Regions from separate parts of the Homo sapiens genome. Here regions 1, 2 and 4 are each linked to region 3. A link is a loop called in an ENCODE intact Hi-C map of the cell type or tissue named here. Cell type or tissue: PC-3. All regions are shown on one strand. Each heading gives the region's core, and the rest is flanking DNA. Links, peaks and the distances in the headings are about the cores only.

The links. A loop is a pair of places that touch in the nucleus more often than their neighbours do. Peaks named below come from ENCODE experiments on the same cell type or tissue, not always from the same donor. Only the 100,000 strongest peaks of a DNase experiment are listed, where the experiment ranks them.
Region 1: a loop joins it to region 3, with 2.5 times the contacts of the local background. A loop is called at or near these places in 23 of 110 quality-filtered maps.
Region 2: it touches region 3 in a loop (2.7-fold over the local background); 20 of 110 quality-filtered maps call a loop at or near these places.
Region 4: a loop joins it to region 3, with 2.8 times the contacts of the local background. A loop is called at or near these places in 14 of 110 quality-filtered maps.

The regions. Positions count from the first base shown.
Region 1 is chr7:116,567,449-116,572,795 of GRCh38, reverse strand. COMETT (cytosolic oncogenic antisense to MET transcript) reads left to right here. Exons shown (of 5, transcript NR_165033.1): 4 at 1,566-1,678. Among named protein-coding and RNA genes, the nearest start is that of CAV1, 45 kb to the right of the region's middle. In PC-3, for the core only: no CTCF peak of the experiment used is centred there; DNase peaks (open chromatin) are centred at 1,595 and 2,885; H3K27ac peaks cover 3,149 bases.
Region 2 is chr7:116,432,349-116,437,695 of GRCh38, reverse strand. All of the region lies in intron 1 of CAV2-DT (CAV2 divergent transcript), which reads left to right. Among named protein-coding and RNA genes, the nearest start is that of CAV2-DT, 64 kb to the left of the region's middle. In PC-3, for the core only: no CTCF peak of the experiment used is centred there; a DNase peak (open chromatin) is centred at 2,725; H3K4me3 peaks cover 376 bases; H3K27ac peaks cover 2,159 bases.
Region 3 is chr7:116,269,766-116,275,112 of GRCh38, reverse strand. No RefSeq gene overlaps it. Among named protein-coding and RNA genes, the nearest start is that of TES, 62 kb to the right of the region's middle. In PC-3, for the core only: no CTCF peak of the experiment used is centred there; DNase peaks (open chromatin) are centred at 1,652 and 2,942; H3K4me3 peaks cover 1,777 bases; H3K27ac peaks cover 4,567 bases.
Region 4 is chr7:116,423,140-116,428,486 of GRCh38, reverse strand. The region is part of intron 1 of CAV2-DT (CAV2 divergent transcript); the gene reads left to right. Among named protein-coding and RNA genes, the nearest start is that of CAV2-DT, 74 kb to the left of the region's middle. In PC-3, for the core only: no CTCF peak of the experiment used is centred there; a DNase peak (open chromatin) is centred at 1,976; H3K27ac peaks cover 1,921 bases.

The sequences.
Region 1 (5,347 bases), core at 195-5,194, 300 kb before region 3:
TATTAGAACACATTTTAGTGATAATTACAAAAGCAAGCATCAACATTTCATTTAAGATCTAAGTTGGTATAAAGTATGTATTTATTTCACCAAGTCAATCAAAGGTTTTCAAATTTTCTTTGTGATAGAACTGCTTAGTCAAACAAAATGTTATGCTGAAAATTAACATGAAAAGAAATTAAAACAGAACTTGTGTGTTTGAGGGAAAGTGGTAGACACCATTTCACAGACCTCTGTCCCTAATCCACCTCTGTTATCTTAGGGGAGCTGGTCAATACCTCGGGATTCAATAAGGTACAGTTTTAAAGCCACTGTATTAAACTGTACAATTGATTGTCAATAATTTTTATTTTACAAAAAGTTATTTTCTCAACAGAAAAAGAGCAAAATATTAATTTCATCTTGGAGTTGCCTTTGTAGGGGCTTCACTGAGCTTCCATGAAGACAAAGACCTTTGTCTTGCTTATCTTTTTAATCCCTGTGATACCAAATAGTTGCTCCATAAATGCCTGTTGAAGCAGTAACATGAACAATTATTAACAGAAACTTAGACTAGAGAATACATTATTTGCATGGCTTTTAATCATTCACTCTTCTTTTTTTCCCATTGATGACACACAATGCTATTGTAATACTGTCAAATGGTGTCACACGCGCTTTCTCCCAAGCACATAGTGAGTTTCTCTATAAGAATAGCTTTGAAGCTAATAGTCGTGGGTATTAAACTCATTGGGCAACCTGGAGTTGGTTATTTAACCATTCTAAACTTCTATTTCTTGATCTCTAAAACAGAGCAATAGTATCTACTTGACCTAGATAATAATACATAGCACATAGGGCTGTTGTCAGTAATATTTGCAAAATGCTTAGCACATTCTCTTGTATGTGGTATGTGCTCAATAAATAAAGGCTATTATTATTTAGCAGGCAATATGAAAGGCAACGAGACAAACAACACAATCACTGTAAAAATGCAAAGTCACTCTGAAGCCAATTTATATTAATCAAAGTGCATATTGTGCTATGTACTTTACTGAGTGCTTACTTGTGTCATACAGTCAACAGAACTTTCTGTCTCAGAGTTGGCAGGTAATTAAATCTCACCTTTTCCAAGAGGTTGTGCAATGTGATGGGGAATTTAAGAAACATCCTCTCAAAAAGACGTTGACTGTTGCCTGGGATAGTTATTATCTCATTAATGGTTGGCATTATATTAATACAACTGAAGGAGAGGAGTAGGTTTCTTTCTTGGCCATTTGTAGAGTGGCTCAAACTGGCAGCTGTTGCTTTTTTAAAAAAATGACTGCATTTTTCTCGTTGCAAATACCCCACCTTTTATGCCAGTTTCCACATGCTTTTCAGTTGTGTTGTTAAAGTACTAGGCAAGTGTATAGTTTTATCTTTTTGACACGCAAATTACTCAACTTTCTATGGAATCAAATCTCTCATTCTAGTTGATTTTATTCACTTTCTCCCTGTCTAACTCTTCCCACTCCTCTCTCATCACAATAAAAAAATCCCTACTTCCTTACTTGCAACTTTCTTTTTTTTTTTTTCTTTTCTAGCTCTGTGGAAGTTTGAGTGACTCATTGCAGAGAGGAATTGATGAAGTCAACAGCTGCTGGAAAAACTTCTTTTTCCTTAATAGCTGTATCAACATGTGGTTGCTATTATTCAAGTAAGAAAAATATGTATATCAAACATCCATGGTAGTCCTTGCTAAAATTTTCATTAGAGAGACTCATGTTTTGACATTAAAAAAAGTTCAAATGGGTACCTTAGAGGATGTTTTGTTGGAGAACAAAATCATGGAGAAATAAAGTCTAAAAAGAAAAATAAATGGCAAGCATGTTGTTAATAATGCTGTAATTTATTTCAGAGTGGGTTGGGTGATTTTCTTCATGGCATTATTAGTGGCACTGCAGAAATTTGGCACCTCATGCATTCATAGTCTCCAGGATGGTCTGACCATTCATCCAACAAATATTAATTGCTCTCATGGTAAAATCTCTGCCTCATGGAGTTTAAATCCTAAAAGTGGTGAAAAACTAAACACTGTGAACAGTTAATTACTCAATATGGTATGTACTGTGAAGGAAGTAGGCAAGAAGCTAAGATAGAGATTAAGATAAAAGGACTTGCTTCACTTAGGGAAGACATGGGAGACCTCTCTGAGGGTTGACATTGAGGCTGAGACCTAAAGAATGAGAAGGAGGTAGCAAAGTAGAGAGAATGGTGTAAGATCATCTTGGTCAGAAGGAGCAGCTGTGCAAAGTCCTCTGACTTTGAGAGGGACCATAGCATGTTCTTGGGACTGAAGGAACATCAGTGTGTCTAGAGCACAGATCATGAGGAGGTTGTGGTATGCAATTAGATTGGAGAGATAGGCAGGAGCTGAATCAGATAACTTTGTAGGCCTTGGTAAAGAGATGTGATTTTATGAATGCATTTTACTGAATGCAGTGAGAAAATACTAGAGGATTTTAAGTTCTGTGTGTGTGTATGTGTGTGTACCTCTGTGAAAATATGTGTTGCTGTAGAGCAAAGTGGCCAAATGAGTTGGGTGGGGTTAAGGGTGGAAACAGGTAGACTGCCTAAAGTAGACCAGGATTTAAATTATGGCTGCTCATACTGAGGTTGTGGCAGTGGAATCGAGGCAGGGGTGCAAAAGCAAGATATATTTTGAAGAAGGAACTGATAGAATCTGGTAATGAATTGGCTATAGGTCTTGAGGAAAAGAAAAGTCTCTGGGGACTCATAGGTTTTAAGCTTGGGTAGCTATGTGGATGATTGAACAATTAAAAATGATGTAGAATATTTGGCAGGGTGGAGGAAGCATGAGTAATACAGTTTTTATCTATGAGACAGCCACGGAAGATGAGAGAATCTGGAGAGAACATGCACAGAGAGACAAGAAGAGGGCTTAGGATGGAGCCTTGGGCTATTTCTTCATTTATGGGTTGGGTAGAGGACATCTGAGGAGTAAACGATCTCAAAAGCAGAATAACAAACTGGATGACGAACACCCCTGGGAGCAGATATATTAGAACAAAAGGACCAATAATTTATATCTTCTTAAATAAACATCCTAATTGAGAAAAAGAAATGTATTAGCAACATGAACCAAGACAAGAAATTCCCCCCACAAAAAAAAGCCATGTAAAATATCAGGATAAAAATGTAGACTTGAAGGAACCTAATAGGTGGGATAAATAGTGACATAGCTACAGCTAAAGAATGATGGAGTTGAAAGACCAGATGGAAGAATGCTTCTAGAATGATAGAAAATGTAAAAGTTCATAGCCAGAGATAATAGAAGTACCAGGTTTTAGATACTTAGAGTCCCTGAAGGAAAAATTATAAAAATTAAAAGAGGAAAATATTTAAAGAAATGTGAAGAACATTTTCAAAAGAAAGAACAGCTACAGATTGAAATGGTCTTTAGAGAACCACTTCATGGGAAATATATATTAAAAATATTAAGTAAATATATATTTTAAAAATTCACACACAGGTCCATTATATTGAGATTTAAGAATATCATAGGCAAAGAGAAAATGATAAATGACACAAATGACATCGGAGTTTTCAATAAATGCAGAATTCCAGAGGCAATGGAGTAATTTTTAAAAAATACTTAAGAAAATAAATTTGAAGGTAGAATTTTACAATTAATAAATTTGTATTTCAAACATGTGATGACAATAAAAATATTCTCAGGCATACAAGTCCTTTTTACCATAAAAAGGACTACCATTGAAAAGATATTTTAACATAAGTGCTCCAAAAGAGAAAGAGAAGAAAAAATATCAAGAAAAAAAAGAACTATATCCAAAATACCACAGAATTAAAGCTCTATATGGTGTCAATATGATTGGCAACCCTGGTGGGGGGAAGACCAAAAGTAATGAACATATACTAAAAATCTTGTCTAGTTAGAGGGTGTATATACACAAACATATATATATATATATATATAATATACTGTATATATATTAATTACTTTAAATAAGAAAGTATTAAAAAGAAACAAAAAATAGAATACTTGCAATAAAATGTAAGAAAATAGAAGAAAAGAAAAATGTATCAACAATCACCATGAATATAAATAGACCCAATGTGCCAGTTAAAGAATAGACCATCAGATTGGATAAAAAACAAAATCCAACCCTGTGCTGTTTATAAAAGACTCTCATAAAGCATAAGAACATGGAAACCTTATAGGCATACAGTCTAAGAGATACCATTCACATGACAGTCTCTCTAAATGGCATTACCTAGAGCTGGGTAGTGTACTGCTGATATTGCTAGTGCATGACAGCCCTCAGAGTAAAAGATTGGACCTAAATACATCAGGAAGATGTTTATCTTTTATTTTATTTTATTTTATTTTTTTGAGATGGAGTCTTGTGATCTCGGCTCACTGCAACCTCTGCCTCCCGGGTTCAAGCGATTCTCTTGCCTCAGCTTCCCCAGTAGCTGGGATTACAGGTGCCCACCACCATGTCTGGCTAATTTTTTTAGTTTTAGTAGAGACAGGGTTTTACCATGTTGTCCAGGCTGGTCTCGAACTCCTGACCTCAGGTGATCCACCTGCCTCGACCTCCCAAAGTGCTGGGATTACAGGCGTGAGCACCGCGCCCAGCCAGGAAAGTGCTTAAGTAAGCAGGTATGACTGTGTAAGTTTTTAGCAAAATAAACTTTATGACAAAACAATAATTAAAGATAGGAAGACTCACTACCTAACCATAAAAGGTATGTAGAACCAACATATCTGTAAGATAGAATATTTCTAAACAGGTATGCACTGAATAGAGTAGCTTGAAATGTATATAAAGCAAACAATTATAAATCCATTAGGAGGGACCGATAGTCTAGTCTTCTCATTTAAGAAACGGACTAGACAAAAAAGTCATTAAAATATTGAAAATCTGAACAACAAAACATAAGGCTGATATAATAGACATATATTGAATTCTGCATCTAAAAATTAGAGGATGCTTATTCCTCTGAAGCATACATTAAATATTTATAAAAATTTATCATGGACCTGACCATAAAATGTCTTAATACATTTCAAAAACAAGTATATTTAGATCATATTTTATCCAAAAATAGAGCTAGAAATTAAAACGAAAACTAATTTAAGAAATTTTATATATTTGGCAATTAAAAAACGTAACATTTGTCAAAAGTCATTGAACTGTAGTTAGGATATATGTATTTCACTTTAATGTTAATTATGCCTCAATATTAAGTCAATTGCTTGTCTAAAGACAGTCAACAATTAGCAAATATGTACTAAAATAGTCACTAGGCATAATAATTATCATACTTAGAATAAATA
Region 2 (5,347 bases), core at 58-5,057, 160 kb before region 3:
ACTCTAGATTTAATTTTTAATTCCATTCTGAGTCCATATGTAACTTAATGTGATTGAAAATTTTTCTGAAAAATGACTAGGACGTATTGCAGAATGTCGGCTAATTAGCCCATTGCAATCTCAGTTATCTGTTTCACTAAAATCGCGTATGCCACGTTTAATCCTGATCTCAAAGTTAACTCCAATAGACATTAATTCATCTGTTCATTTATTTAATAAGCCCTGAATTATTGAGGGCCAAGCACTTGGGGATAGAGAGGTGATTATTTGTCAGTCTTTGTTGTATTTGAATTCTCCATGGGTTCTTAGGATTCCTTTCTTTCTTTTTTCTTTCCAACTTTAATTTTACATTCAAGGGTTACATGTGCAAGTTTGTTACATGGGTAAATTGCATGTCAAAGAGGTTTGGTGTACAGATAGTTTTGTCACCCAGGTAATCAGCATAATACCTGATTGGTAGTTTTTTCAATCTTCACCCTCCTTCCACCCTCCACCCTCAAACAGACCCCAGTGTCTATTATTCCCTTCTTTGTGTCCATGTGTACTTAATGTGTAGCTCCCACTTATAAGTGAGATCATGAGGTATTTGGTTTTCTGTTTCCATATTAATTCACATAGGATAATGACCTCCAGCTCCATCCATATTGCTGCAAAGACCATGATCTCATGTATTTTATAGCTACGTAGTATTCCACAGTATGTATGTATATATATATATATATATATGTGTATATATATATATATGTGTGTGTGTGTATATATATGTGTGTGTGTGTGTGTGTGTGTGTGTGTGTGTGTATCACATTTTCTTTATCCAGTCCACTGTTGATGGGCATCTTGGTTGATTTAATGTCTTTGCTCTTGTGAATAGTGTTGTGATGGATGTACAAGTGCATGTGTCTTTTTGGTAGCAAAATTTATTTTCCTCTGGGTATATACCCAGTAGTGGGATTGCTGGGTTGAATGGTAATTCTGTTTTAAATTCTCTGAGAAATCTCCAAATGCTTTCCACAGTGGCTAAACGTATTTACATTCCCACCAGCAGTGTATAAGCATTCTCTTTTCTCCACAATCTTGGCAGCATCTGTTATTTTTTGACTTTTTAATAATAGCCATTCTGACTGGTGTGAGATAGTATCTCATTGTGGTTTTGATTTGCATTTCCCTAATAATTGGTTATATTGAGCATTTTTTTATACGCTTGTTGGCCGTGTCTGTGTCTTTTGAGAAGTGCCTGTTCTTCGTTGCCCACTTGTCAATGGGGTTGTTAGGTTTTTGGTTGTTGACTTGAGTTTCTTATAGATTCGGGATATTAGACCTTTGTCAGGTGCATAGTTCACAAATATTTTCTCCCATTTTCTAGGGTATCTATTTACTCTGTTGATAGTTTATTTTGCTGTGCAGAAACTGTTTAGTTTAATTAGGTCCCAGTAGTCAATTTTTGTTTTTGTTGCAATTATTTTGGAGCCTTTTTCATGAAATCTTAGCCTGGGTCAATATCCAGAATGGTATTTCTAGGGTTTTTATAGTTTTAGGTTTTACATTTAAGGAGTCCTTTCCACATTTCTTGTTTTTGTCAGCTTTTTTGAGAATCAGATGGTTGTATGTGTGAGGCTTTATTTCTGGGTTATCTAACCTGCTCCATTGGTCTATGTGTTTTTGAACCAGTACCATGCTGTTTTAGTTACTATATCCCTGTAGTATAGTTTGAAGTTTGGTAGTGTGATGCCTCCAGTTTTTTTCTTTTTACTTAGGATTGCTTTGGCTATTCAGGCTCTTTTTTGGTTCCAAATGAATATTAGAATGTTTCCTTCTAATTCTGTAAACAATGTCACTGGTAGTTTAATAGGAATAGCATTGAATCTATAAATTGCTTTGGGCATTTTAATGATTTTGATTCTTCCTATTCACAATAGTCACAAAAAGAATAAAATATCTAGAAATACAGCTAACAGGGAGGTTAAAGATCTCTACAATAAGAATTACAAAACATTACTGGCCAGGCACGATGGCTTGCACCTGTAATCCCAACACTTTAGGAGGCCAAGGCGGGCAGATTGCCTGAGGTCAGGAGTTTGAAACCAGCCTGGCCAACATGGTGAAACTCCATCTCTACCAAAAAATACAAAAATTAGCAGGATGTGGTGGCACATGCCTGTAATTCCAGCTACTCGGGAGGCTGAAGCAGCAGAATTGCTTGAACCTGGGAGGTGGAGGTTGCAGTGAGCTGAGATCGTGCCACTGCACTGCAGCCTGGGTGACAGAGTGAGACTCCAATTGAAAAAAAAAGAAAAAGAAAAAAAGAAAAAATTATTGAAAAAAATCAGAGATGACAAAATGAATGGAAAACATTCCATGCTTATGAATAGAATTTCTTTCCTGAGAGTTTTTCTCCTAATTCTGCCCCTCCCTCCCTAAACTGAGACTTCTTACTTCCTGCCGACAGAGCAAATTTTATAAAACTCAAATTCAATTATATGGTATTTCTGCTTACATAACTTTAATAACTTCCTGATACCTACAGGAAAATATTCAAAATTCTTAGAATGTCTTAAAAATGCTTTCACAAGATGGTCTTGTCTTAAACTTCCCAACCACATCTTGGGACACTTCACACATACACTCCTGAACTTGCCATACTGAACTTCTTTCTCCCTGTGTGGTAAACAGGATTTTTTGTTTTAATGTCATGCCTTTGTACATTCTGATCCTTATTTCTGGGATATCCTCTTCTACTCTTCTCCACCTACCTAAATCCTATTCATGCCTCAAGAACCAGCTCATACATTAGTCACTCTGTGGCTACTTCTGTAAGACTGTTAGGCAGAGTTATTAATACTTGTCTTTATTATATTCCCATAAAATTTTATGTGACTCTATTTCTGTACTTAACACATTGGCTTGTAATTTTTTACATGCCTCTTTCATGAAGAAAGAGATGCGATTTGTCTTTGTAATACCTCAGCCTAGGCACATGGTACCCAACGAATACTTTCTGAGTTATCATTTATCAATGCACCAATCTGAAACAATACATTGACCACTGAGCATTTTCTTTTATTGTTTCAAACAAAAAGTTACTGAGTGCTTTCTCTGGGCCAGGTACCGAGTTAGTATGGCATAGAGGCTTTGCTGTATTTGAAATAATTCAGGTGTTTGTTGGAAAGTTTGATGTTTATTTTGGCTTTGGTGACCTTCTATGGCATATCAAAGTGAGAACTGTCATTGCCAGAAGTTGATTGTGTGCTATTATTTTTCTTCCTGTACATAGAAATTTCTTGATAAGGCAAATGTGATTTGATATCCTTCCAATATCACCATTAAGATGATGGCAGTCCAGTACTGAAATATTTGACATTGCCCTCTTTTTTCTCAGGTAATTTCACGCCTCTCATGCAGTTAAATATAACAAACAAATAAAACAAAGTGATGTTTTAAAAGTTCATTGAAGCACAAGCTCTGGGATCCTAACTTCTAATTCTAAATCCATCAAGGCATGCTGCCTTTGTTCATGAATATTCTTATTTTAAATATGCACAAAACATGAAAAACTTATGTCATTTCCCCATCATGAAAATAATACATTATTAACACCACAGTGAAAAATTGTCAGGTGATATTTCAGAATTGATTCAATTATTTCCAGTTACTATGGAAGGTATTAATCTTCCTTCTAATTAATAATTTTAGAAGCAGAATTGGACCTTCTTTTTAAATTTCCAAGCAGTGCTTTGTTGCGAATGGCTTTCTCACAAAGAAGGGTTTTGATTTTTCCTTCTGTATAGTTACTTGTTCTTTGCCTCAAGGATGAATATATTTCATCAAAGCATAGAGAAATGCTATTCTTACCAAATGATTATTCCATCAAATAAAATTAGGACAACACATACTATGCATTTAGAGAAATTGGGTTTTTGAAACAACCCAAAGCTAGGTTAATGCTGGATAGTCATTTCACAAATAATGTAATATTGCTGTAAGCATTAGCAGGTCTAAGCAGGGTGGTCTGAATTTTGATGTTAAGAAGACAGAATTTATCTTCCACATCTTCAGTGAATAAACATGAAGTCCAGTACATGTTGAGTTTTGTGTTTCTTAGTTTTGAACATTAGAGAACTAGGGTGTGACATTTTGTGGTCTCTCTTTCAAGTCCTGAGGAATGTAGTTTTGCAGTACAAAGTGGAGAATTAGGCAATGAAAAACAGAATGCAACAGACATAATTGTTTTAATATGTCACTGCCAACTGTCATTGGCCCTAGTGGGAGGACTCAGATGGCACCCCTGTCTCTAAGGATTGGCTGGGGATCTTCACATTTCATCCATCATTTCATCACAGATCATCTCAGCCTCTCCTGAACTGTGACCAACTGGCTTACTCAAGGGACTGGATCTGCTGTCCCGACATGATGGCAAGCTGCAGCACATCATGCAGATTAAAGTTCAGCCTGCCTCAGACTCAGGATAAAAACACATTTGGGACAGTCTCGCTCAGCCTCATTGCAGAGACAAGAAATGTATGGTAAGATGGCATACGGAGTATTAATTTGTTCAAAATGCTAACTGATGTGAACTTACCATTTTCCTGTTGAACTGCCACCATCTCCCTCATGGGTAGTGGGGAAGGGAGCCCCTGCTGCTGAGGAGGAGTCCACTGGTGAGAACAAGGAGCCGTATTCTTAGCTTCCTCAGTCAAAAGACATCTTGGTACGAGACCATAACGATTTGATGTAGGCCCACTGCCAAAGAGAATATGTGTGTCTTTCTGCACTTGCTCTTTAGCAAAAGGCCAAGAAGCAGTAAGTTTCTCTTTGTGAATTTCATACTGGATAAAATGATTTCATAGGAATGGAGAGCTTAGAAAATAAGTAAGTTAGAAGCATTGTAGGGACCACGTGTTATGCCACTCCCTCACATTGGGAGTCTGGAGTGTGTGTGTGTGTGTGTGTGTGTGTGAGTAGGACATGATACAACTAACTTTAAGTGGGAGTATGCGAATCAGTCATCTCATGTCCTGCCACTCATCTTGAATCTTGGAAGTTAGGAGGCTCATATGACACAGGGACAGTGGAATGGGAGAATCCACATCTGAGAGAAGTGGCAGTTTGGCCAAGAGGTCTTGGGACTGGGAAAGTAGTAAGCAGAGAAGTGAGTGCACTGTGTCAGCAGTGGGTTAGGATTGGCACTGCTGCAATCCAGGTGGGTGGCAAAAGAGAACCCAGCCACTTCCAATTGCCCTGTGAGGGTATCATATGCTTCACACATGCCATCTAGCTCCACACGAGTCAAGTGACATCATTAAAAGGATGTCCGCATAGGATGGAGACAGAGGGAGACTGAAAGACTCCC
Region 3 (5,347 bases), core at 157-5,156:
ACAATGCAATGAAGAATCACAGTTGCACTTAGTTTTCAAATCTCTTTAGTCGTCCTTGATCCGGGGTGGTTCTTTGACCTTTCTTTGTTTTTTATAACTTTTTTTTTTTTTTTTTTTTTACAGAACAGCCCATTGATTTTATAGAATGATTTTCAAGACTAGTTTCAGCTTATGCATTGTTGTCAGGGATGTAACATAAGTAATGTAGTGTTCTTCTCAGTGCATCACATCAGAAGGCTCACAATGTCTGTCTCATTACGAATTATGTTACCTTTGATCACTTGATTAAGTAATATATTGACATTTTCCCCTCATTCACTTCTTCACTCGCCATGAACACCTGGATGTTTAGTTATGAAATTCTACCAATTCAGATATTCTCCTTCATTCCCATGGGCTTTGCCCAGACACTAGTTTCCCAACTATATCTCACGTACAAACCCTTCTTCCATATTCTTGCCAAAGTTAGGTTTTTAAAATACAAATTTGGCCATGAATTTTCCACATCTTTATTAATTAAGACTTTCTGTTTTACTCGATTCCTTATAGTAGCATTTCCAAACTCTCTTATATGGAACACTAACTTTTCAAAATATCCGTGCAGCTAAAGGGATATTTGGTGAACTAAGTATGGGGAATTTTATCTTTATTAACATATCTTGCAGAACCATATACATTAGCACATTGAAGACTGTGAGAAGTTTTACAGAAAAAAAATTGAGCATTTCCCACACTTTCTTGAAAAAGAAAAATTTGTTTGCTAGTCCCCATAAATAATCCAATAAATAAGTGGTCTATGGAGTTAATATTTTATAAAACACCTTTGGGAAAATGTCACTGAGTATAGTCATACTCTTCAGCTAGCCTTACAGTGATACTCATACCCCACTTCCCTTCTTCACCAACCCAAAGTCCATTAGTCTTCCTGCCAATAACCCTCTTATCATCGGTCAGAACTGTTACTTCTCCCTGATGCTCATGTCTTCTTACTGCATAATGCCTTCTGTCTACAAGACTGTGGTGAAACTATGTTTGGAATGCCCTTTGCTATCCCAATTCCCACCCTTCTCCTCCTGGGTCACTTATTATCTTATTAAGACCCAGTTCAAAGGTTGCCCTCCTCCCCCAAGTCTTCTCTGCTCTCTTCTTCTCCCTTTTTGTGTCCCTCTATTGAGGGCTTATCACATTGCATATGATGGTCCTAGTCTGTTAGAGCTGCTGTAATAAAATACCATAAACTGAGTGGCTTATAGGCAACAGAAATTTATTTCTCCTAGTTCTAGAATCTGGAAAGTCCAAGATCAAGGCTCTGGCAGATTCACTACCTGGTGAGGGCCCACTTCCTCATAGTCATCTTCTCACTCTAGCCTCACAGGGTGGAAGGGGCAAAGGATTTCTCTCAGACTTCCTTTATGAGGGCGCTAATGCTATCCATGAGGGTTCCCCCATCCTCCACCATGACCTAATCACTTCCCAAAGGCCCACCTTTTAATAACCATCACCTTAGGGGTGAGGATTTTGGCATACGAATTTTGAGGGGACACAAACATTCAGTTTGTGTTTGACAGTTACTTGTTTGCATGTCTGCCTCTGTCCTCACTTGGTGAGCTTCTTATATGCCTTGTAAATATCACGGTATTTGGTAAGCTCTGAGTGTTGACTATTGAATAACTGAGTAAACACAGACTTGACATTTTCTACATACTGATTTAATCTGGTGGATTTGTTAACATCGGCTATACCTGGTGACCATATCAGATTGTTGGTACTGAAGGAATTTTTGTATCAAGCCCAAATTACAAGTAACCAAATAGAAATTTTTATTTTTCAATCCCCTTTTCTCATGCAACTCACCTGTATTTAGAAATGTGTGTTACAAATTATAAGAAGGAAATAACTTGATTATTTTATTTGAATATTAGTCAAAAGCAGCAGGTAACAGACATATTTCCATTTCATTTACTTTATAAGATTCATTAATTAAGAAGATATGATTATTTTATTGCTTAGTAAACAGAGCAAACTTTCTGGCATATATGTATTTTATATTTCTGAAGCATAACTAATTCTCTAATTTGGAAGAATATGTGAGTTTGATACATCTAGCTTATAGTATAATTCTAAATTTCTAGCCACAAATTTTCCAGTTTTTCCGTTCATTCAGTATGTCGTCACTAATCTTTTTTTCATTTCAGATATTTGGGTATCTAATGATATTTAAAAAGAAAAAAATATAATATTTGGTTAGTACAGTGTGTCTAGTTTTTTTGAAATTATATTTAGACCTTGATAGTCTTAATTTATTTTTCTAGATAAATGCATGTTACTGCATTTAATAGTAAGAAAACCCATTTTCCTGAACTTACTGTAAACAGGTGAATATATGGTGATAAACAGTGTTCTTGCATCATCTATGACTTTTGTAAACACACTTTGTCTTGTAATATTCTTTACCTTCTTTCAGTTAAAGATGTGATCTGTCAGATGCTTACATTTGTTAAACAACATTGACAAAAGCCTTAGCCTGTGACACTTGTGCATTGTCAACTTCATTTTCCCACTTTCCTTCGCCATGGGACTAGCTACTTCATTGCCATAACAGGAAAGCAGGATCATCTAAAAAAGCCAAGCTGTGGACTCTTTCCTCATCAGAGACCTCAGAGCCTGAATGAGTGCAATTTAGTTTCTGTCCCTTTGGAGACAGTTGTAGGGGAGTAAGCTTTCCGTAGCAGGAGAGACATGGTGATTTTTTCCCTATTGCACTCCAATTTTTCAAGAATGTGTTTGAAATCAGATGTCGAACTAAACTCTAAGTTTAGTTTTATTTCAAATACATTCCATACAGATTGTAGCACAGGATAGGGTATATTACTCAGCCTCCCTCCACACTGTGACTCATAAGGAAACCCCTTTTACCAGCTGCCAACAAATGAAGAGCTTGGGTTACCAGAGTTTGAGCAAGCACAGATGCAGAATGATCTGGAGCTGGGCAGGGACAGAGTGTGCATTCCAGGTTGGCAAAAGTGCACAGTTTACAATTGCAAGGCAAGGTTGGTGCTTGAGAACAGTCAAGGAGGCTGATAGATGCTTAGTAAATCAGGCTAAGAATGCATGATTTTCTCCCCCCGCATACTCCTAATGTGTTTTCAAAGCGGAGATATTAATTGTAAATTTTCCAAAGTGCTTTCTTTGTTGTTAATGGGTAAGCCATTTAAATATCTCTACAGCTGCATAGTTCTGATCCAACCCCCAAATCACAGCTAAACTTCTAATGCTGCAGTATGTGGTGGCTTGAATCAGCATTACCATACAAGGCAGCTTTGAATTCCTCGCAGTAACCTTTTATTACTGTTTTTAAGTTTCCCAAGCACTGCCAAATGTCTTGAACTTTGTGGAATGATTATAAACTTTATAAATATAAACCTTTGGTTCCCCTTTGAAATTCTGCTAAAGAAGGCCAAAATTATATTAACAGTGCATATATTTCAAAATCAAAGACCTGTAATACCATTTTGATTATTCACTCTTGGAAAAAAAATTGTTGGGATCATTGGACAATTGATAAAGGGGCATTGCAACAGCTGTGCTGACTTTCAGGAAAAAAAAATGATACAACCCAGAAACAATGTTTGGGCTGAAAAGCGGGCCTGCATGTCTGGTTGTTTGCAGATGCCTGGGATATTTAGAAAGCTGCCCCTTTAAAATCTCCAAAACATTTTGTTAGAAACACTTCGTAATGGAAGTATGTTGCCCTTGGCACCTCGGCAGAGCAATTCTTGCTTTCATTTCAAAATATGAGAAATTTCTTTAGAAACAGAAAGGGTTTTGTCTTTTGCAAGCTGACATGATGCATGGCCCAGAATCAATCCGATGTGGAGCAACTCCTTAAGGAGAGAAGAGCTTTCTCAAAGAACAGGCTACAGCTTTTGGAAGCTGCAAAGGCACATGGAAGAAATCTCTGTGAAAGGGCAAGCAAGCAAAAGAAAACTATTTCTATGTGGTGCTGACATCGTGACCTGACATAGTTCATATGAAAGGGAAGAAGATATACATTCAGTATTAAGTATGTCATGGTGAACACAAATTCACACTTTAGGCCTTGATTGTCAGGGTGTGAATTCCAGGTCTTTTACTTCTTAGCTTGGTGGCTTTCCAAATTACATAATCATAATAATTCTACTGCCCTCAGTTATTCTATCTGTAAAATGATAAAGTACCTACCTCGAAGGGTCGTTGTGAGGATTAACTGAGTTTGTATGTATAAAGTAGATATAACATTGACTAGAGCCACTTTTTGAAATAATGCTAAGAAAATTTTAAATAGAACAGAGTAAGAATAAACTTTATCTTTAAAAGTTTTCCAGTAAATTTACTCTCATATGATAATACTTGCCCTAACACACACACACACTCGCTTGCTCTCACACATGCACACTGCTCACACACGCTCACACACACTTGCACACACACTCGATCACACACACACAACTCACTCGCTCACACATGCATGCAAGAGATGATAAAGAGGTCATTCTAATGTTTTTTCCTCTCCTATTTGTAAAATCTATAAGTACTTTGGAAAAGGTTCTATAATTATCCTGCAAAGTTCTTCTGGATGGGAATAAGTCATAGAAATTCCATTTCATTTTATAAGTTAAGAATCAAGAACCCATCTCAGCCTTCGATGAGAATACTGAATCTTCCCTCTGAGGTGCCACCCTTTAAGGCAGGGGCTTCACCTGCCATGTTTGCCATCTTATGCCAGCCATTGGAATGGGCAGAAGGGAGTGCTTAATAAAGATTGAGTGGTGATGATAATTCATAATAGTGTTTCATAGTTCATTACCTTACGGATTTTGCAAAACAGCATATGGTATTTCCCAGTAGAGGCAAATGCTGAGTGCTGTGCCATTTGGTGAAAAAAGGAGCATGACATGGAAAACCAATTCAAAATGAAAGCACCTCATGTTGCTGCGGACCTATGCTGTCTTCCAGCTCCTCTCTTCCTTGCTCCCATTTCACACCCATCCTCAGAACTTTGTTTGGACCAAGGGAAAAGAGAGAAAATGTGTGTGGGATAAAAAAGAATGTACTATATGACTTTGTCAAGCAGAGCTGCCAGTACTCTTATCTCCTTCCTTACAATTCTCTCTTACAAACACATAAATTATTCAAAGGTATCTTACCTAAATTTTATCAGTTGCAATTAAATAGAAGTAATTTATTTAAAAATTTGACAAAAAAGTAATAAATCAGGTAAGTCACTAATTACGAATACTATTGCATACCATCTTTCTTTGGAAAATTGTACATATTCACAAACTTCAGGGCTAAGCACTAGATTTTC
Region 4 (5,347 bases), core at 98-5,097, 150 kb before region 3:
AATAAGAAAATGAACACAACTAAAGGTAGAGGGAAGGTTTTAGAAAGAGAAAATAATAGCAAATACAACTTTGTACTATTTTATCTGTAACTTGTATAAACTGTGTAGGCAAAAATAAATAATCTAATTGAGTACATCTTGTTGTTCAAATAATGTTTGCCTAGGGCCACTGGTGACCATCTTTCTGGACACCTGGAGGAATCTTCTTATTTGCAGTAGAAGAGAATAATGCTGCACCCAAAGAGAAGCAAAGCTAAGAGATATTGTTGAAATAGAGATGACAGGAGAGAGAAACAGAGAAAGAGTGAGCCCTGGCCAGAACCACTCTGTTTGGTTCTCCGGTATGGTTCTTGGAGTTGTATTAGAGAACACAAACTAAAGAACATAGCAAAAAAATGGCTTCTGGAAACTCTCATGCTTGATGTCTAGAAGAATACCTTTATAGAAGAATATAATACAATAAAAGGTATTAAGTCCCCACATGACAAATGGCCAATGCATTCTTTCAAGGAAATAGTGCATCATGCCCATATCTTGTTTCCTACATTTCATTTATTTGTTTCTGAAACATCTCGGACAAGACAAATATTCTGCAAATGTTCATGAGAGTACTTATTTCTGGAATTGTACTTTTTTTCTTCAACTATTAAACTCCTTAAAGTAGGGAATTAATGCCTATACACCGAAATAGAAAAGTGATTAACTTTAATGGAACCACATGTTGCTAAGGATGGAAATAGATTTGATTGACTTTGGGCTTTAACAAAGGAATTTTAGTCATAGTCTTCAGCATTCTCTTTTTTTTTAAACCATGACCCAGGAAAAATCTTCCCAAGGACTGTATTTCATCATACAGAACAGAAAATGGTTAATGCAGGTGCACGAAAGTAATTTTCAAATCTATTTATAAATGAAACATGGATATGTGTGGTGCTTTGCAGAGGGAGAAGAACAAGAACTTCTAAAAAACCTATATATAGTCTCTGTCTTAAATAGGTACCTTTTAGGCAGTAGTTTCTCATCACTGTTTGACTTAGAAGTTTTGTGAGAAATGTCGTATCCAATTTCAACATAACATTGGAAAAAGACTTATTTTAAGTCTGATCCTTTGGTTCAGGTGCTGCCAGGAAAACAATTTAATATGAAAAGACCCTCCTTCATATGTCTGAAAAACAAGCACAAGAAAGAAGCCCGAAAAAAAAATCAGATTACATTAAAAATCATTAGGAAGTAACTCTAATTTGGGGGGGGGTTCAAACCAGGTTTCTTTTACATAGAATTTATACAGGAAAAAAAATCACCATCATACTGATCGTATATGTAAAACTAAGGCTTCTATTCTCCCCCATCATTTCATTAGCTACACGAGTTTGAATAATGGATTAAATATGAAGATCTCAAAAGAGAAAAGTATCTAAAATTGAGTTTAAATCAAAATTAAACATCCAAATTGACACCTCAAGTCCAACAGGTCCAGCTGACCCTAGGGAGATGAGACAGCAAGTGTAGGGGATTCAGTCATGAAGAAGGAACAGCATTGGAGATAGTCTTGAGGACAGTTCATCCTAAATGCTGCCGTTTCTATGCCAGAAGACTCCTTACCTTTCTTTTTCTTTTATTCCTATGGATGATTCTTTCTTTTTCTGAGGGCTCCACTCTTAAATATTTGTTCTTTTGGTCCTAGATATTTTTTTCTTATCTATGACTTGGCTTCATTTATCAGGTCCAAATGTTGACCTCTGCCGTGGATGGCAACTTCATGCCACATTTTCAGTGTAGTGCCCCATCTGTATTTATTTACTTTATAATAGAGTGTTGGCAATCTCCTGGAATGCTGTTTTCAACTTATCTTTATGATTATACTCCTGAGATAATACAACTCACAGCTACACTGAGTCCATTAAAGTTATGGTGACATTGGCTTTAAGCCCAGCTAGAAAAAAAAAAAAATATGCCTTGACTTCCAGTGAGTGGAATTTCTGAGTCACACATCCTCGCCCTAGTGTCATATGCAGATGCATCCTCAGAAGACCTGAGCAATTCTGAAGAGGTATTTCCATGTCTTAGTCAAGGATCTCCAAAACAATTAGCTAATTATTTAATTTATTCAAAACATGTTTTTTATCTTCATGTGGTGTCATAAAATTTTCATTCCAGGAGACCTTGCTTGATATATTTATTACATAATTTTCTAATGAAGACAAAAGGTCCATAAGGGACTATGATCCAGGATTTTCATTTCTTTTCCCTGAGGAGCCAGGTACTAACTCTTGATCATAATTTGAGAAAAGCAAGGTTATTCTACACACTTCTCACACACCGTTGGTGGAAATGTACAATAATCACTTTGGAAAATAACTTGGCAGCTTGTAAATCGTTGACCATAGACTTGCTATATGATCCAGTCATTCTATTCCTAGATATACCACATATTCAGACCAAAACTTACAGCTGCTCTACTTTAAAAGTCAAAACCTGGAAACAACCCACATATTCATCAACTGGTGGATGGATAAAACAAACTGTGACATATTCCCACAATGAAATACTATACAACAATAAAAGTGAACCATTGATACATACTGCAACACAGATGAATCTTAAATATTTATGCTGAGTGAAAGAAGCCAGAAGGAAAAGAGTATATACTACATGATGTCATTCATATAAACATCTGTGACATGAAACCTAATATGCAGTCTCAGAAAGCCGATCAGTAGTTCCTGGGGAAGGGGTGGGGAGTGGGACATAAATATAACAAAGATAAAGGAAAACTTTAGGAAGTATAGAAATGTCTATTATTTTGAGTAGGTAATGTTTTCACAGAGTAAACATGTCAAAAATTTCCAAACTTTATACTTTAAGTATGTATAATTTATTGTATATCAGTACTATCTTAATAAAGCTGTAAAACAAAACTTTGTTCCTAATGAATGGTTACCTCAAAAATGCCAGACTAAATTCCATAAATGAGAGTACAGACCTATTTTCTCTATATGCAAACTTGCAATCCCTTAATTGATGTAGAAAGACAGTATTTGTTGAGAATATAGTCTTTGCTCACAATTCTTTTTTTAAAAAGTGAAAGAGTCTCTTAAAGTGCACTGAGCTTGGTACATTAGTCACTTTCATATAAAATTATAAGTAAAGGTCTTTTCCACGTGGGTTGTGTGGGGAGGGAGTCAGGATGAGAGAATGTGCCTTCTGCTCGTTTTTTTTTTGTTGTTGTTGTTGTTTCTCATTTTTCAAAAGGCAATTTAGACAGATTTGACATTTTCTTAAAAGACAGCAGATATATTGAAGTGGCTACAAATGGGGGGTTTAGGCTGGGCATGGCGGCTCATGCCTGTAATCCCAGCACTTTGGGAGGCCTAGGTGGATGGATCACCTGAGGTCAGGAGTTCAAGACCAGCCTGGCCAATATGGCAAAACCCCGTCTCTACTAAAAATACAAAAATTAGCCGGCCATGATGGTGTGCACCTGCAATCCCAGCTACTCAGGAGGTTGAGGAAGGAGAATCGCTTGAACCTAGAAGGCGGAGGTTGCAGAGTGAAGATCGTGACACTGCACTCCAGCCTGGGTGACAGAGTGAGACTCTCTCTCAAAAAAAAAAAAAAAAAAAAAGGCTGGGCACAGTGGCTCACACCTGTAATCCCAACACTTTGGGAGGCAGAGTCGAGTGGATCACAAGGTCAGGTGTTCGAGACCAGCCTGAGCAACATGGTGAAACCCCGCTTCTACTAAAAATACAAAAATTAGCCAGGCATGGTGGCGTGTATGACTGTAGTACCAGCTACTTGGGATGCTGAGGCAGGAGCATCACTTGAACCCAGGAGGCAGAGGTTGCAGTGAGCCGAGATCTCACCACTGCATTCCAGCCTGGGCGACAGAGTGAGACTCTGTCTCAAAAAAAAAAAAAAAAAAAAAGAGTGTGGGTTTTAGAGTTAGCCTCTTCTAGCTCAGATCCAGCTCTGCTCACCTTTGGTCAGTGAATTAATCTCTCTAAGCTTTAATTTCCCCATCTTAGAGATGCGGATAATAGAAAAACATATCTCATAAAGTTGTTTTACTGACCAAATAAGATAATGCATAAGAAACCTTTAGCATAGTGCCAGGCATAACACACAAAATGTCAACTATTATGCAAAATCCTTGACAAGTTCCCAACTATTATGCAAAATCCTTGACTAAGTTTCCCTGTGGGGAAAACTAGAACTGAGCAGCCTGAAATGGTAGGGGGCAAAGAAGGAGGCTAGTGGAGACCACTATAAAATTATACTTTGGCACATTTCCTTTGTTTGGAGAAATAACACTACACTGCTGGTGTAAACCAGAGAAATAAACATGGAGGGAAGCTGTGATGCAAAAAATAATAAAGGGACTTAGCTAACACTCTGTGCAAATACATAAACAATCTGAGAAAAAGACATTGGAAATACCATTCTCTGTGCCACCAGAGTACTACTTTCAACTGAAGTGCACTTTTTTGGGGGCGGTGGGGAGTAGTTTGTATTTTGATAATAGATGCAGTTGGTGGAGAGAAAAGGGGATGCATAAGGTGCTTAACTCCTGTCTAGTCCCTGGTTCTACTAACTGCCCATCCAATGACAGACCGAGTAGGATCTGATAGAAAAGGGAGCAGCCAGTTTCACGGGCCGGTGTGTAGTCAATGCCTGAATTCTTTCTGCATTTATGTTGTTTCTTTCCATTTCCTGTGCTCAGCTACCTTTGATTGCTTGATATGCTACCCACACACTCTTGAGTTAAACTTCTTGTATTAATACACAAGTGTTTTCTTCATGAAGCTGTGTCTCATGAAAACTTTAAAAGGTGAGGCTGGATTCCTTGCATTTCTTTTGTCTACACCCTGATTTCTTTGGCACAGCAACAGCTCTTAGGTTTTGGACATTAAAACATATGCTAATAATCATTGATTGAACTAATCTAGCACATATACCAAAAGGTAGCTGATTTCTCTGTGATGGAATGCTAATGAATAAATATGGGAAATGTCTACCACCTTCAATCCTCTTATTAAATATGTTTTGATGGTTATACTTACGGTCATAGTCATTGTTATCGATTGACAGTTACTCTCATTGTCATAGGGAAAGCTCAACTGATAGTTTTCTTTGTTTGATTTTTCAATTCTTCCTCTTCACTCTACCCCCATTTCAAATTTACATTGTTTAATAATTAAGTTGATTTAGTTTGAGATTTTATTTTGGAAAATTTCATGACACCTCTCTAGATCCTTTGCTCTTTAGGTGTCATTTTGGGTAACATTATTTATTCCCTGCTGATGGTACATTTCTTATCTGCCTATGTCACTGTTGAATGTGAACA